Linked DNA regions of Homo sapiens: region 1 is linked to region 2. Evidence: read pairs that join two places in POLR2A ChIA-PET (ENCODE). Cell type or tissue: B cell. All regions are shown on one strand. Region 1 overlaps KDM2A (lysine demethylase 2A). Region 2 overlaps LOC107984341 (a long non-coding RNA gene).

Region 1 (5,000 bases), 110 kb after region 2:
TACCTTATCCCCTGCATGAAGAGTTTTCTACGTAAAGAGAAGAAAAATAAGGGGGAAAAAAAAAAAAGGCCAGGCACAGTGGCTCACACCTGTAATCCCAACACTTTGGGAGGCTAGGCAGGCAGATTACCTGAGGTCAGGAAGTTGAGACCAGCGTGAGCAACATGAAGAAACCCTGTCTCTACTAAAAATACAAAATTAGCCAGGCGTGGTGGCACATGCCTGTAATCCCAGCTACTCAGGAGGCTGAGGCAGGAAAATCGCTTGAACCTGGGAGGCGGAGGTTGCAGTGAGCCAAGATCGTGCCATTGCACTCCAGCCTGGGCGACAAGAATGAAACTCCATCTCAAAAAAAAAAAAAAAAAATTATTTCCAAAAAATGCTAACCCAGTCTTAGAAATTGATATGCGGCATAAGTAAAAAGCAATGGGGTCAGGTTGGGTATGTGGTATCTCTTGGCTATAATTAATACAGTCTTATAAGTTACGAGTAAAAACTCAAAATTTTAATGCCTGTATTTCATATTTTCTTCCTTTTTTCTTTCTTATTTATTTATTTATTTATTTATTTATTTTTGACACAGGGTCTCACTCTGTCACCCAGGCTGGAGTGCAGTAGCATGATCTCAGCTCATTGCAGCCTCAACCTCGTAGGCTCAAGTGATCCTTCTGCCTCAGCCTCCTGAGTAGCTGGGACCACAGACGCACACCACCACACCTGGCTAGTTTTTTTATTTTTATTTTTTTGTAGAAACGAGGTTTTACTATGCTGCCCAGGCTCGTCTCAAACTCCTGGGCTCAAGCAGTCCTCCAGCCTCAGGCCCCCAAAGCCTTGGGACCACGGGCATGAGCCACTATGCCCAGACTCTTCTTTTTTTTAAACTGTCATTATTACTCAGCTTTCAACTGATTTCCAGAGGGCTTTAGAATTTGGAGTTGTCCTGAACTCCTAATAAAAACCCTTCCAGAAAGTGTTGCTATACTTAAAAGGCTAATGGAGAGGCGTAGTGTATTATATTTAATTTTGAGGGACCAAATACCTATTGGTTGTTGTCTCTCTCCTCTGTCTCCCTTAGTCAGAAATAAATTAATTTTACTTCCGTGTAAGAGAGTCATTCTTTTAGTTGTTAAAAGTTTTAGCCACATAAGAAACCAGAATCAGGGTCTGGCTACTATGCATTAGAAAACTGATTGGGGCTAACTATGAAAAGTACATCTCCTCTCCTGCCTTGCCATGGGGAGAGTGATCTCCTTATTCCCCAGTGATGCCCTGTGGCCTGGTGAAGGTTTTTGAAAAGGGACTCCTATCCAGTTCTCCGTGATTCAGGAACACTACCCGATATAGAGTTTGTAAACGGGTAGGTGAAGTCATCCCTACAATATGGGAGGAGATGGGAACATTCTCAGGAGCTGCATATTCAAAACAGTATCATTTGGCTTATCCTTTTGAAATATGGCCTCTCTAAAAGAAAGCTGTATGGCCAGATATGGTGGTTCATGCCTATAATCCCAAGTACTTTTTGGGAGTTTGAAGCGAAGGATCACTTAATCCCAGGAGTTTAAGACCAGCCTGGACAACATAGTGAGACCCTGTCCGTACCAAAAATTAACCCCTTTCTTTTTTTTTTTTTTTTTTTTTTGAGACAGAGTCTCGCTCTGTCCCCCAGGCTGGAGTGCAGTGGTGCGATCTCAGCTCACTCTGCAAGCTCCGCCTCCTGGGTTCACACCATTCTCCTGCCTCAGCCTCCCGAGTAGCTGGGGCTACAGGCACCCGCCACCAAGCCCGGCCAATTTTTATATTTTTAGTAGAGATGGGGTTTCACTGTGTTAGCCAGGATGGCCTTGATCTCCTGACCTCATGATCCACCCACCTCAGCCTCCCAAAGTGCTGGGATTGCAGGCTTGAGCTATCTTGTCCGGCCAAAATTAATCCCTTTCTCATTTTCCCCAATGATACTCACCAGGGGCACTTGGCAGCTGCAGCATTTTTTTTTTTTTTTTTTTTTTTTTTTTTGGAGACAGAGTTTCGCTGCTGTTGTCCAAGCTGGAGTGCAGTGGTGTGATCTCAGCTCACTGCAACCTCCACCTCCCAGGTTCAAACAATTCTCCTGCCCAGGCATCCCGAGTAGCTGGGATTACAGGTATGCACCACCACGCTAATTTTTGTATTTCTAGTAGAGACGGGGTTTCAGCAGGCTGGTCTCGAACTCTTGACCTCAGGTGATCCACTTGCCTTGGCCTCCCAAAGCGCTGGGATTACAGGTGTGAGCCATCACGCCCGGCGGCTGCAGCATTTACCCCAAGATAACTTTGCCACGAACTATCTCGCTTTTATTATTTTCACATCACTCTAGTATACTGACTTTGAAAACAAAAGATATCATTCTATTTATAGCATTCTGTTTTTAGTAGTGGTATTTCTACTTACAAAATATAGTTATTCTTGATTGCTGAAAATGTCAAATCCTAGAAAACATAGCATTCCTATGCGTGATGTTAACATCATTCTTGGGCAGGCGTGGTGGCTTATGCCTGTAATGCCAGCACTTTGGGAGGCTGAGGCGGGCGAATCACTGGAGTTCAGGAGTTCGAGACCAACCTGGCCAACATGGTGAAACCCCGTCTCTACTAAAAATACAACAATTGGCCAGTCACGCTGGCTCACGCCTGTAATCCCAGCACTTTGGGAGGCCGAGGTGGGTGGATCACCTGACGTTGGGAGTTCGAAACCAGTCTGACCAACATGGAGAAGGCGTGTTTCTACTAAAAATACAAAATTAGCCAGGTGTGGTGGCGCATGCCTGTAATCCCAGCTACTCGGGAGGCTGAGGCAGGAAAATCGCTTGAACTCAGAGGCACAGGTTGCGGTGAGCCGAGATCACACCACTGGACTCTAGCCTGGGCAATAAGCACAAAACTCTGTCTCTAAATAAATAAATAGCTGGGCACGGTGGCTCATGCCTGTAATCCCAGCACTTTGGGAGGCTGAGGCAGGTGGATCACCTGAGGTCAGGAGTTCGAGACCAGCCTGGCCAAGATGGTGAAACCCCGTCTCTACTAAAAACATAAAAATTAGCTGGTCATGGTGGTGCACACCTGTAATCCCAGCTACTTGGGAGGCTGAGGCAGGAGAATCGCTTGAACCCAGGAGGTGGAGGTTGCAGTGAGCCAAGATTGCACCATTGCAGTCCAGCCTGGGCAACAAGAACAAAACTGTGTCAAAAAAGAGTAAAAATAAATAAATAAATAAATTTAAAATAACAATTAGCCAGGTGTAGGGGCACACACCTATAATCCCAGCTGCTCAGGAGGCTGAGGCAGGAGAATTGCTTGAACCCAGGAGGTGGAGGTTGCAGTGAGCCGAGATCCCACCACTGCACACTAGCCTTGGTGACAGAGCGAGATTCCATCTCAAAAAAAAAATAATAATATATCATTCATGAACAGTTGTTGGCCAGAGATTCATTTGATGGATCTGATTTTTCTGAAATAGACAATCCTGATGATTCAGACCATCCTGCTGTTAGTTTTGTTTAGAAATAACTCCAAAGACAGTTTTTATATTTTATGTTCACCTTGAAAATCAATCAGATTTCCAGCCAGGCGCAGTGGCTCACGCCTGTAATCCCAGAACTTTGGGAGGCCAAGGCGGGCAGATCACGAGGTCAGGAGATCGAGACCATCCTGGCTAACATGGTGAAACCCCGTCTCTACTAAAAATACAAAAAATTAGCCGGGCGTGGTGGCGGGCGCTTGTAGTACCAGCTACTCAGGAGGCTGAGGCAGGAGAATGGTGTGAACCCGGGAGGTGGAGCTTGCAGTGAGCCGAGATCGCGCCACTGCACTCCAGCCTGGGCAACAGAGCAAGACTCCGTCTCAAAAAACAAACGAAAATCAATCAGATTTCCTTCAGCATCAAAGAGCATGTTTATGTAAAATTAAATGAGCACTGGCCGCGAGCTGCTCTTTTATTTTCTAAAAGGGAAATGGGTTAATAAATTAGCCAGGTGTGGTGGCATACACTTGTAATCTCGGCTACTGGGGAGGCTTTGGTGGGAGGATGATAGCCTGGGTGAAAGAGCAAGACCCTGTCTCTAAAAGTTAAAAAAAAATGGTTTCAAAAAAAGGCAACAAAATATATTTAGGATAGTCCCCATCATTGGTCTTCCTCACTGATTAATCTGTGCTGATTTGTCCTTTCCTGGACTGTGATATATCTAAAGAGTACCTTTTAAAATTAGTATCCAGCTGAAATAATAATGAAAATGCTCTTTTGGGAAGAATGGAAAGAAAATAAAGACAGTGATTGATTAAGTCGTATGGAACATTAATCTGGTTTGTGGACATACCATTTTGGCAGACTACAAAGTATGAGGCAGGCAAGCTGAGCATCGATAGTGGAGAAAATACCCAACCTGGTGCCCCTAGACTAGACACGGTCTGAGAGTGAGTCTCTAGTCAAACTTTAGTATTTGTAATAGCCTAATATGAACATGTCACTTCATCTCATGTCCTGTTTTTCCATGAGATTCTTTGTTCCATGGCCTTCTGATTCAGGGGCAAATATAGTAAAGCAAGAGTACTTTGCATGCCTTTTTTTCAAGTATTTTGTGTCTTACTCTTACATTTTACTCTGTCCCAGAACCGAAACTTTCATTGTTTTGATGCTTTCCCACTCAACCAAGACAGCTTCTTGGTGGTTCTAAATGGTCTTCCTCAAGTACCTTTTTTTGTTGTTGTTGTTCAGACGGAGTCTCACTCTGTAGCCCAGACTGGAGTGCAGAGGCGTGATCTCAGTTCACTGCAACCTCCGCCTCCCAGGATCAAGTGATTCTCATTCCTCAGCCTCCCGAGTAGCTGGGATTACAAGGTGTGCACCACCACACCTGGCTAATTTTTGTATTTTTAGTAGAGGTAGGGTTTCACCATGTTGGTCAGGCTGGTCGCGAACTCCTGACCTCAAGTGATCCACCCGTCTGGGCCTCCCAAGTACCCTTTATC
Region 2 (5,000 bases):
AAAACAAAACAAAATAAAAAAAGTTGCACTGTGACGTGGACTCTAAAGTCAACATCCTAAACTGGAGACAGTAGAGGTAAGTGGAGCAGAAAGACAAGATCACAAGAGGAGCTGGAATAAAAAGACAGTGAAGAACTTGGCCCAAGATTCACATACCTCCTGGCTTGGTTTGCAGTAGTACAGGATTTGGTTTCTATCACTTCTATTCCAGCTGCAATGACAGCTGCAGGAACAGTTTCTCTGCAACAATTACTATTACATCAACCTTCTCTGCTCCAGAACATATGTGCCTCTCTTGCTCTCACAAAACCAAGCTTCTCTGCAAGGATTCAATGCTCTCCAGCCTTCATATTCCTTCCCTCAAAAGCAACACTGCACTACTTTATTGGCTGATTCAATAAATATGAAGGAATGAGTGCCAACTATGCCTGGCACTGTTCTAGGCATTGGGGAATCCAGCAATGAACAAAACTTCCTGCCCCACGGGGCTTATATCCAAGTGCAATTTGAAGACCAGTTCTTATGGTCTAAATGATCTTCCAGCAATTCATTGGAATGATGATTGTTCTCTGAGTATGTCACATCTTCATGGTGTCCTTTCTTCGATATGAAGTTTTCGAAGGTAAAAGTCAAGCCTTCTAACTTTTCAAATCTCCTTTCTCTATCCAAGCACTTAATTTAGCATTGGGCACAGTGTACTCAGTAAGTACCCAAATCCTACATGTAGGAGAAAAAGAAACTGGACAATGCATTGTACACTTAAAACTTTGTTAAAATGGTAAATCTCACATCAAGTGTTCTTACCACAATAAAATAAAAATAAATTTAAAATAGGAGAACTGGCCAGGTGCAGTGGCTCATGCCTGTAATCCCAGGCACTTTGGGAGGTCAAGGCAGGAGTATCACATGAGGCCAGGAGTTCGAGACCAGCCTGGGGAACATAGTGAGACCCTGTTTCTATGAAAAAAAAAATTACCAAGTAAAAAATTTTTTAAAAATAGGAAAACCAGAAATCCTTTTTTTTTCTTTTTTTTTTTGAGATGGAGTTTCACTCTTGTTGTCCAGGCTGGAGTGCAAAAGCGCGATTTCGGGTCACTGCAACCTCTGCCTCCCGGGTTCAAGTGATTCTCCTGTCTCAGCCTCCCAAGTAGCTGTGATTACAGGCATGTGCCACCATGCCCAGCTAATTTTGTATTTTTAGTAGACATGGGGTTTCTCCATGTTGGTCAGGCTGGTCTCGAACTCCCAACCTCAGGTGATCTGCCCACCTTGGCCTCCCAAAGTGCTGGGATTACAGGCATGAGGCACTGTGCAAGACCTCAGAAATCCTTTCTAAAATAAGTTGTCTTCTAGTTTCCAAAGGGTATTCATGTCCATTAGTCCATTTCACTCCACAACAATCCTAGGAGGAAACAGGGCAGGAGTCACTACTTCTGTTTTATTTATATACATTATATATATAAAATATATATGTTTTAAATATATGTTTTATATATATTATATATATTTATATACATGTATTATGTTTTATATATATTATATATATTTATATACATATATTATATATAATATATATTTTTTTGAGACAGAGTCTTGCTCTGTTGCCCAGGCTAGAGTGCAGTGGCACGATCTCGGGCTCACTGCAACCTCCGCCTGCCTCCCAGGCTTAAGTGATTCTCCTACCTCAGCCTCCCGAGTAGCTGGGAATACAGGCATGTGCCACCGCGCCCAGCTAATTTTTGTATTTTTAGTAGAGATAGGGTTTCACAATGTTGCCCAGGCTGGTCTTGAACTCCTGACCTCAGGTGATCTGCCCGCCTTGGTCTCCCAAAGTGCTGGGATTACAGGCTTAAGCCACCGCGCCCAGCCTACTCTGTTTTATTAAAGAGAACTGAAGTTCTGACGGGTTCAGAACCTCTCACAAAGTGGCTGAAGGAACACCAGCTTTAGCAGAAACTGATGAAAGGTAGCGAATGCCCTTGAAGAAGATAAAAAAAGATCAGACTCATTGGGAGGGGCTAAACAGGTCTAAGTGCTTAAGCATTTGGCCCTTTGGGGAAGTGGCTGGAGCCCTGTATGACTGTCACCACCAACCCAAGCTGGGAATCTAGTGCAAGGTTGCAAACAGACCCTGAAACCCCAGGGTGCCAGAAACTTCCCCCAGCAAGCACAGGTGTAGCTGAGGCACAGGCTCTGCATCTTAGAGCTCCACTCTCGGGCACAGCAGGAAGTCCCACCCTTTTAGAAGTGAGAAATGAGGGTGGCCTGGCCCCAAAGCGAAGCTAAGGCTGCTAAAGAGCAGGTGGGGCCCAGACACTGCTGCAGTTGCCCCAACAGCCAAAGTACACCCCAGCGCTCAGGAGCAGTGGGTCTGCACAGCGGAAGGTGACATACCTGGAAAAGATGGCAGCAAGGAAGCATGGGGCCAGGGAGGGTGGTGGTCCCATGGTCCCAAGGAAAGCGTCAGCCACATTCCATGCAAGAACCTCATGTGACACCCATGTTTGATGATCCAAGAATCTGCAGGGCATTTCTGCTTCATTTTTTTCCCCCTGATCAATTCAGGTTCCAAACTCAAAAAAAAAAAAAAAAGAAAAGAAAAGAAAAAAGAAAGAAAACTTTCAGCTGGGCGTGGTGGCTCACGGCTGTAATCCCAGCACTTTGGGAGGCGGAGGTGGGTGGATCACCAGGTCAGGAATTCGAGACCAGCCTGGCCAACATGGTGAAACCCCGTCTCTACTAAAAATACAAAAATTAGCCAGGCACGGTGGCGGGCACCTGTAATTCCAGCTACTCAGGAGGCTGAGACAGGTGAATCGCTTGAACCCAGGAGGTGGAGTTTGCAGTGAGCTGAGATCGCGCCACTGCACTCTAGCCTGGGCAACAGAGCGAGACTCCAACTCAAAAAAAGAAAAAAAAGAAAACTTTCTATCACTTAAAGCTTATAATCACCCCCCAACACCCTTTAACCCTAGAAGAAGTTTTCTTTCTTTTTTTCTTTTTTCCCGGGGTGGGGGGTGCGGGTGGAGGGAGATGTTCAGGAAATGGTTAAGTAACAAAATCAGAGAGCACGGGATTGAGGTGATTAAGGGCAACAAATGGATGGTAAAGGAAAGTGGGAAAGCCATTCAGTCAGATGATACTGGGCCAGGAGAGTGAGATGAACATGGAGGAGGGGGTGGGCCAAATGATGGAGAGAAGGCTGGAAAGAAAGAGACTTCAGGAGGCAGGTGATGAGGAGAAAGAGGCAGCTGGAGTCAGGGAAGAGGGAAGAATAGAAAGCGGAGACACCAGGGTCGGGGGTCGGGGAGAGAAACCAGGAGTTAGGATAGGGAAGAGGGCCGGGTGTGGTGGCTCATGCCTGTTATCCCAGCACTTTGGGAGGCAGAGGGGGGCGGATCACCTGAGACAGGGAGTTTGAGACCAGCCTGGCCAACATGGTGAAACCCTGTCTCTACTAAAAACACAAAAATTAGCCAGGCATGGTGGCGGGTGCTTGTAATCCCAACTTCTCAGGAAGCTGAGGCAGGAGAATTGCTTGTACCCGGGAGGTGGAGGTTGCAGCGAGCCAAGATCATGCCATTGCACTCCAGGCTGGGTGACACGGTGAGACTGTCTCAAAAAAAAAAAAAAAAAAAAAAGGGAGGGGGAAGAGAATCGAGGAATAAGTCATCACACTTAATGTCTATGCAAACTCTTGACTCACATGAAAACTTCAAGTTTCTTAAATATTGAAGCATCTTTACTTAAAACCTTCCTTCCCTTCTTTTTTTTTTTTTTTTTTTTTTTTAGAGACATGGTTTCACTGTCACTCAGGCTGAAGTGCAGTGGCATAGTCATAGTTCATAGTCCAACTCCTGGGCTCCAGCAATCCTCCACCTCAGTCTCTTTTTTTGTTTGTTTTTTTTTGAGACGGAGTCTCCCTCTGTTGCCCAGGCTGGAGTGCAGTGGCGCGATCTCGGCTCCCTGCAACCTCCGCCTCCCTGGTTCAAACGGTTCTCCTGCCTCAGCCTCCTGAGTGGCTGGGATTACAGGCAGGGACTACAATGCTCAGCTATTTTTTGTATTTGTAGTAGAGACGGGGTTTCACTATGTTGGCCAGGCTGGTCTCAAACTCCTGACCTCATGATCCGCCTGCCTCGGCCTCCCAAAGTGCTGGGATTACAGGCGTGAGCCATGGCGCCCGGCCAAAGCTTTTTAGCCACTGATTATGCTACCTCCTGGGGAACCTTCACAACCAACTTCTCTATTTTAGTTTAGACCTACACTGTTTGGGACATCTTTACTTCCTCCTTAACATTTAAGGAGAAATTGGAAATAGTTTAGCTTAACCAGACTAAAGAGTTCTCTTTTCACACCCTAAAGTCTCCCAAAAGAAATGGGTGGGCCGGGCGTGGTGGCGGACGCCTGTAATCCCAGCTACTTGGAGGCTGAGGCGGGAGAATTGCTTGAACCCAGGAGGTGAAGGTTGCAGTGAGCCAAGATTGAGCCACTGCACTCCAGCCTGGGCAACAAGAGCAAAACTCCATCCCAAAAAAAGAAAAGAAGAGAAAATAAGAGAAAAGAAAATGGTGACTGGATTTTCACTCTCAGCATTTGTTGAGTCTTAGCTTTGCTCAAAAAGGCAGTGATTTATTAATATCTTATTAAGATGCCAATTTATTCCAGCCAGGGACCCTGTTCTCAATGCCTCTAGAATGCATTTTTATTTCCTTCTTCCCATATACCATTGTCAGGGTTGAAGCCAGAGAGTTCATAGTTGGGGAATCCCCCAAGCTCTATTCTCCCTGCAAATGGCTGTTTTAGGGCAATGCAGCCTCACAGATCTGTCCTTGCCAATCAGAGCCACTGTGATGGCGGGAGGAATCACTAGCCATCTGTCTACCTCTTATCTCACCCTATATATCTGCTCTGGATTATTAACAAAGCCTGCCTGTGGAGAAACCATTGTGTATATCTGTTTAAATGTCCCGTTCCCCCAACGCAGACTAGTTAACAAA

The links. ChIA-PET counts read pairs that join two places held together with the same protein. Peaks named below come from ENCODE experiments on the same cell type or tissue, not always from the same donor. Only the 100,000 strongest peaks of a DNase experiment are listed, where the experiment ranks them.
Region 1: POLR2A ChIA-PET joins it to region 2 with 9 read pairs; 20 of 35 experiments call an interaction of 5 or more read pairs at or near these places.

What each region holds. Positions count from the first base shown.
Region 1 is chr11:67,222,845-67,227,844 of GRCh38, forward strand. All of the region lies in intron 10 of KDM2A (lysine demethylase 2A), which reads left to right. Among named protein-coding and RNA genes, the nearest start is that of GRK2, 41 kb to the right of the region's middle. RefSeq lists an enhancer at 1-293. In B cell, no CTCF peak of the experiment used is centred here; no DNase peak of the experiment used is centred here.
Region 2 is chr11:67,111,254-67,116,253 of GRCh38, forward strand. It overlaps LOC107984341 (a long non-coding RNA gene), which reads right to left. Exons shown (of 2, transcript NR_160735.1): 2 at 1,039-1,402. Among named protein-coding and RNA genes, the nearest start is that of KDM2A, 5.5 kb to the right of the region's middle. In B cell, no CTCF peak of the experiment used is centred here; DNase peaks (open chromatin) are centred at 2,138 and 4,248.